Regions from separate parts of the Homo sapiens genome. Here region 1 is linked to region 2. A link is a contact called in ENCODE Hi-C or POLR2A ChIA-PET data. All regions are on one chromosome and are shown on one strand. Each heading gives the region's core, a stretch centred on a gene start or an enhancer-like site at or near the end of the contact. The rest is flanking DNA. Distances are from core to core; before and after follow the strand shown.

What was found. A loop is a pair of places that touch in the nucleus more often than their neighbours do. ChIA-PET counts read pairs that join two places held with the same protein, here RNA polymerase II (POLR2A). Pooled maps may share reads with other maps.
Region 1: a map of sigmoid colon shows a loop between it and region 2 (2.8-fold over the local background). The contact joins two enhancer-like sites. A Hi-C loop is called at or near these places in 8 of 168 maps with a recorded cell type or tissue (PC-3, aorta, astrocyte of the cerebellum and 5 more) and 8 of 50 pooled maps. POLR2A ChIA-PET finds 5 or more read pairs at or near these places in 11 of 52 experiments (A673, GM12878, H1 and 8 more).

The regions. Positions count from the first base shown.
Region 1 is chr4:140,227,891-140,231,603 of GRCh38, reverse strand. No RefSeq gene overlaps it. Among named protein-coding and RNA genes, the nearest start is that of MAML3, 76 kb to the right of the region's middle. Within about 2 kb of position 2,348, at least 2 of the 41 ENCODE cell types and tissues checked have a DNase peak (open chromatin) inside an H3K27ac peak, as active enhancers do.
Region 2 is chr4:140,184,713-140,188,379 of GRCh38, reverse strand. No RefSeq gene overlaps it. Among named protein-coding and RNA genes, the nearest start is that of MAML3, 32 kb to the right of the region's middle. Within about 2 kb of position 1,524, at least 4 of the 41 ENCODE cell types and tissues checked have a DNase peak (open chromatin) inside an H3K27ac peak, as active enhancers do.

The sequences.
Region 1 (3,713 bases), core at 1,099-3,598, 42 kb before region 2:
TTAAGAGCTTGTCAGTGAGAAATATACAACTCAAACCTAGCTTTAAAAAAAAAGTTCGACGGGGGGGGGGTGTTGTGGAGTGGGGATCTTACTAGTTCACGTAACTTGAAAGCATAAGAAAGTGACACTGACTTCCAGTACATCTGGAAAACATGTTCACCCACTAAACTAAACCCCATGGTTGGGAAAGGCAATTATTTAATTGGTTAGACTTGAGTCACAAGTCTACCCCTGGAGTAAGGGGTAGAATCAGTCCTACCTAAACTACGTGGACAAAGAGTGAGTATGGGGTGGCTTGCGAAAATAAAAATATTGGTTTCAGCACATACAAATGCAATAGATACAGATTGCAAGCTACTCATAGAGGAGAAAATGTTGTGGGAGTGTTAACATATGAATCCAGATTGTCAGCTGGTATCAGTCGGGTTCAATCCAAAGGCAGAAACTAACCCTGTTATTTTAACAGAAAGAAATATGGTATAAGGAATTCAAAACTAGGCAAAACGTTGTTAACTAAGTAACTGTGGTGGTGGTTAATTTTATGTGTCAACTCGACGAGGCAAAGGGATGCCCAGATAGCTGGTAAAACATTATTTCTGAGTGTGTCTGTGAAGGTGTTTCCAGAAGAGATTAGCATTTGAATCAGTAGACTGAGTAAAGAAGATTGTCCTTACCAATGTGAGTGACCAGCATCCAATCCATTGAGGGGACTGAATAGAACAAAAAGGAGGAGAAAGGGTGAATTTACTCTTTCTGCTGGAGCTGGGACATCCGTCTTCTCCTGATCTTAGACATTGGTGCTGCTGGTTCTTGGGGTTTTGGACTCAGACTGAACTAGACTGACTCTCCTGGGCCTGCAGCTTAGAGATGGCCGCTCAGGGGATTTCTCAGCCTCTGTGATTGCATGAGCTGATCCCTCATAATAAATCTCTTTTTACGTATCTACATAAACCCTATTGGTTCTATTTCTCTGGAGAACCGTGACTAATATAGTAACTAAAAGTATAAAAAGAAGATATTAAGATACCCTAGAGGTCACAGCCACAGGAAGCAGCTTTAACTATTAGGCTTGGGGAAGAAGGGAAAGGATGGAATTGTTAAAACCTAGAAGATTGGAGGAGATGCCCTGCAGACCTAAAACTCAGCTCTCTGAGAAGAGGCACTGCTCAACAAATGCCAGTGACCAAGGGAACACAGCACAGCTGGTCCTGCAAGCGTTGGACAGAATTGACATTAGGTTCACTCATTGCTAGATGAAAAAGAAATGCTGCTTCTCAGTGAAGGAGCATAGCTGCGGGCTGCCCACAGCCATGGCAAGCACACATCAAGCCAAGAGGGAGCAAACAGGAAGGAGGTGGTCCCTTTGCCTCTTCCAACCTTGCAGGCTTCCTCTAATACCCTCTATTTTCAGAGCCTACCATGGACCTGCTGGTGGAGGAGAAACGTGGTTTGTAGAGTCTCCACCTCAGAATCATAAATCCAAGTATACGAGGGCGGGTGTGGAGCCCAGAGACAATACCTTCATGACTGGCAGGTGATCACACCCTAGTGTGCATTTGGTGCTTCCTTAAAGACTAGCAGACAGTGAATGTGCTAAAGAAATGGAAGTTTGCATATACACCATGGAATACTATGCAGCCATAAAAAAGAATGAGATCATGTCCTTTGCAGGGACATGGATGAAGCTGAAAACCATCATCCTCAGCAAACTGACACAGGGACAGAAAACCAAATACCACATTTTCTCACTCATAAGTGGGAGTTGAACAATGAAAACACATGGCCACAGGGAGGGGAACAACACACACCAGGGCCTGTTGGTCAGGGGGTGGTGAGGGGAAGGAACCTAGATGATGGGTTAACAGGTGCAGCAAACCACCATGGCACACGTATACCTATGTAACAAACCTGCACGTTCTGCACATGTATCCCGGAACTTAAAGTAAAAAAAAAAAAAAAGAAAAAAAGAACCATATTCAACTAAAAAAAAAAAAAGAAATGGAAGTTTGTACAGCATTGAATAATGCATGGAGAGCTCAATAATGTTTCTCTGCTACTGTCCAACTCAAGGTCCTTCCTGGGGCAGAGCAGACCTGAAATCAGAGGGGCTATACTAGGTGTGGCCATGAAATAAAGAGAGAGCGTTCCAAGGAAAGCATCTCATCACCTTGAGTGATGCTTTTGGGGGTCCATGCTACAAGTAGGTCAAGCTTTGCCTTTTCGATCCAGGCTGTAGGTAGTCAATGTCTTGGTAATTACTGAGCCATGTTGACCAAAGTTCATCGGAAACTTTCCAATGACTAAGCATAAACAACCTTGCCAGAGGAAGGAGACAGCTTATTTACACAAAATGTTTGTGCTTTTCTAAGGTAAGGTTCTTCTCTTGGTCAAAATTTTTCAATAACTCTGTCACTTGAGATTAGCTCTTGAAGCCCTGAAGTTTCAGAAAAATCTGATTTCTCTGGTTGTTCTAACCATACTAGGATGGCCACTTTGATATCCAAGCAAATTGTGTGTGTGTGTGTGTGTGTGTGTGTGTGTGTGTGTGTGTGTGTGTTTAATAAGGCCAGGTGGAAAACACATATTCTGTAAGCAATAAATGTCAGAACACCAAGTACAATTTGGTGAACTTTAGTAGAACCATTATTAAGCAATACAGCCCTTCTCCTTGCTGCAACAAATTGTAAGGGCACAGCTTTTCAAAAAAGGAGAAAAGCTGAACAGTGCTATTAAACCAGGGCTCCGTTTTTTCCTTATTGTTAGCAAGGGTTGTCGTCAAAACTAAGGTCATGTCTGTTAATAAATAGTAATAAATTACAATTGTTCCAAGTTAGGATAAACTTTTAGGAAAAAAATACGGATCTAGAAATCAGTCTTCGTAAGTGACTTTGAGCATAATAAAAATCATAAAATACTCTAATGTATTTAAGCCAACTGCTTTACAGTTTTCAAAATGGGTTCGTTATCTATCTTTCCATTCAATCCTCACAGGAACTGTGTGAGGTAGGTAAGATTTAGTGTTCAACTTTGCATACATACACATACACACACACACACACACACACACACACACACACACACACACACCCTGATGCTCAGATAAATGGAGGAGCTAGGGTCAAGAACCAAGTTTTTGAATTCTACTTTGGCCCTCTTTTCATTGTTGCTCCTTTATAAACTCCATGGCCAGATTTCATAAAATGTATAAAAGTAAAGGATCATAGTCTGCTATTTCTTACATACGCAAAAGTAGTATATCTATCATTTTAGATACTACACCTGAAATATAACTTACAAATAATTGGGAAGCAAGATTAGGAACCAGAAGAAGAATAATATGAAGAAGGAGGAGGAGGAGGGAAAGAATGGCAAACATGTACTGATGGTAGATACTTGCCAATTTTTCTCCTTATTGTCTTTCCATTTGTGTTGCTATAAAGGAATACCAAGGCTGGGTATTTTATAGAGAAAAGAGGTTTGTTTGGCTCACAGTTCTGCAGGCTGTACGAGAAGCATAGCACCAGCATCTGCTCAGCTTCTGATGAGGGCTTCAGGCTGCTCTCATTTATGGTGGAAGGCAAAGGGGAGCCGGCTTGTGTAGAAATCACAATGTGAGAGCAAAAGTGGGAGAGGGGGTGGGGAGGTACCAGGCTCTTTTTAACAATCAGTTGTCCTGGGAAACTAATAGAGCAAGAACTCACTCATTACCCAAG
Region 2 (3,667 bases), core at 275-2,774:
AACCACTGCATACCCTGTATCTCTGGAAGCTATGAATAAGGGAGCCAGAATCTACCCTTGGCAGAGCCAGACAGGAATGTGAGGATAAAGGGTTTCCCTCTAAATAACCCTGCGGGCAAGGCTATCTCTTTGCTGGAGAAGAGTTCCTCAATGGATGCTATAGCATCTATTTTTCTGAATCTCCACTTATAAACTCACTTTAATATTGTAATTTGGTCCCTCATGAAGCTTAACCTGCAGAGAGAGAATGCCAATCAACACATGGGCATTCTGGTTTTCTTCTCAGACTCTGTGGGTTTTGGTTAACATGAGTCTAACAGTTCCTCTGAATTCACTCTCCAGCTGCTGACAGATCAAATTCAGGGCTGAGAACCAAAGGCCTGAATGTAGCAAGTACCACCCTGGGGAGATCCAGGTGCTGATCTCTCCTGGAAACTGCAGACATCTTGGCACCATGAACCTTTTCCTTTGAAACTTCAATGGGCTTATCTCCCTTATTAGAGTAGTGGCTTCTTGATGGAAACTACAGTATTTTCTATGCCTTGGTTTTCCCCCCTGTGCCTGTCATTGCCCTGCCCAGGTCCCTAGGACATGCCAACATGCTTCAGCTGACTGCCTACTGCCAGAATCTGCATCTCTGTACTGAGGGCTTTCCTGCCCCAGAACAGCAGAGAGGGAAGCCATGCAGCAGGCTGAAATTGCCTGCAAATTAATCTACTCCCCTCCCAGTAGCCCTCAACCAATGATTCTTGGGAATAGGTGTATAAATACCCCAGCACTCTCCTCCCTCGGGGGGAATAATTCTGAGGCTCTGTGTTACACTGTTCCCCTGCAGGATTAAGTTCCAGCACCCACACTGGTATCTGCTTAGTAATATATGTTTACTGGCAGCTTCCCAATCTCTGCTTCACTTCCCCACTCCCCTGCAGCATCCCTTGTGTCCTGGAATCCTTGTCTCTGGGTCTGCTGTGCTTGAAACCCAAAATAAGATAGGGAAGAAGGCAAGTAGTGGTTTCAGAATGCCTGTTGTGCCTGGCATTGCTACAGGTATAATCTTCTTGAGTCCTCACCACAGCCTTGGTATAAAAAAAGCTATTTCATAGAGGTGAAACCTGAAGCACAGAAGGATGCGTAACTTCCTCGTGGTCACCTGGCAGCTCAGTGGTCAAGCTGGATGCTGAATACTCATCCATTCTCTTTGGCCTGATGGCCATCCTGCTTCCATCCTATCCCCGTGGCCTAGGCCAGGGTTTCATACTCTATAATAGAGACGCAAAAATATGTGTAAAATAAATCTGTGGATATTTCTGGAATAAACTCTGATGACTTGCCATCCTATTACCTATTCTGTGGCTACAGCTGCAAAGATAAAACATGTATCAACATAAGCAAGTGTTTTCAAAACACCTTTTCCTCCTCTGTTCTGTCTCTCTTCATAGAGATTGAGACTGTGCCAAAGTTAAGGCAGGGAGCGGGCATGACTCATTAACAGCCTGCTCGGCAGGCTGGACTGTGAAACTCTCCATATACCCACTGATGACACAGACACAGAGGCGAGGAAAGGAGGAGACCAGGTGAGGCATGAAGGCGGATGCCCACACCGATGTGCCTGGCTTGACTCCTGCAAAAATGCTGTGCTTTTGTGTAGACATTGCCTGAACTCCACTGAGAAAGACAGCTCAGTGAAGGGTTAGTGTCTTCTCATATCTGGCAAGAAAGCAACCAGATTTTTTTTTTTAACCTCAGAGGAAAGCTACAGTTTTTAGTCTTTTTTTTTTTTTCCTCAAAGATCTCTCTAGGGTTAGTCAGCCAGTCATTATTGAGCATACATAGAATATAAACTTAGCAACAGGTTCTTATCCTCAAAAACTTTAGGGTCTAATCACAGAACTTAGCAATCGAATCCTCCAGTTGGACTGAAGGGTCCTGCTCTCCCTGTTGTCCTGCCTCACCTGCAACTCAGACCCAAGGGTGACTGCCTTAAGTTGTCCCAGGAGACAGCACTGCCCATTCTGCTGTCTTTTCGGTGATACTCTAGTAAGCGTCTAGCTTCTAGGCAGTCCTCAACCCCGGAGGCAAGGGAAGTGGTGTTGGCTAGGGATTCTCCATCCAGATCACCTGTGAAGACCTTCCCTCTTGATAGGACGAGATGGATTGTCTGTAAGGGAGTAATTGTCCTATATCGCTACTATTGATTAAACGCTGAGAAACATGCTTAGGTTGCATTTGCTGTCAGCCGAACTAGTGATGGTTCCGTGTCTTCCTATAAATTCTTTTCCAGCTGGGCTTTTTTGTGGTTTAGTATTAAAATAGACACTTCCTAATTAGACAGATCTCTGTCGTGAGGATCAATCTGAGAATTTCTGTGGTGTTTTCATATTAGATATCTCTTCACAAATCAGCCCTGTGCTCTCCAGCTTTTCTAAATCATAACTCACTGAATAGCTTCTTAAGCAGGCAACAGCCACATAACTAGTAATTAGAGTCCTGTCAGCTGATATCAGCAGCATTAGTTTTCAGCGGCTGACATCAGCAAGTCCATCATATATTTAAAGCCATAGCTACTCATAGTTGTGATGAATACATCAGGAATATCCAATTAATAAGAAAATTGTTTTTTTAAAAACAAGTAAAACCATGTTTGGGTGAAAATATAGAAAACAAGTTAAAATCAGAATTACAAGCCAAATATCAGCACAAAAATGAGTCTGTAAGAGCCCATAGATCCTAGACAGTCTTCCAGGGTCTGGCACAGACATCTATCATAAATCCACAAACAAGTCTGCTCTTTCTGATTAGAGAATGGAGTTGTTTGGTCAAGGTTATAGAGAACATCTGTTTTAATGACAGAAGTCAGGAGAAGAGCAGCACTTTGAGCATCTCCATTCTTTATTCAGATTGCTCATAAAAGAGCTAGTGATTATTTTCTTTCAAATATGTTCTGATTTAAAATAAAGCGTTGACTCTTATTTGGAAGAAAACACACCATAGAAAGCTTGTGTTTATTTAAAAATTCAAAAACTGAAATTTCAGAATAACACTATTTGAACAATAGCCATATATTTTTCTCAAAATAATTAAGAATTGATATGACCATAATACAGAAGAGGAAAAGTAGAATAATTTCAAATTAATTAAATATAAATATTATGAAAGCTATTTTGTACTTAGAAAATAATCAGAGAAATAATAGTTTTCTTTAAGGAATGTATTTCATCTATTATTTAACTGCTAGTCCTCAAAAATGCTATCAAAGTGATATCTATTTTTAGACTTTGTTCAAGGCTTTGCACCAAATGAATGATGGCTACACCTGCAAAGGCTTGCCTATCAAATTGAGTTAGCATGAACTAGACCGCAGTTGCAACTAAACCTATCAACCTCCAGGAAACTCTGTCTGCTGCCACCAAAATACAAGGGCTAAAATTTAATAAAGGAATTCTAAACAGGTAACATTTTTCTTTCTCCACAATTTGAGACAGCATTTGTTCATCATATAGAAATGGCAAATACGCATGTTGGAAATTCAGAAAACAAATATGTCAGGAAGCATTTTATGCACCATTTAAAATTATATTTAAACAGTTCCCTGGCTGTAAATTAAAGAAAGGAAAAATGATGTGCCTAAGCTTTCATAAATGTCATATACCAAATTCATAGAAATTAA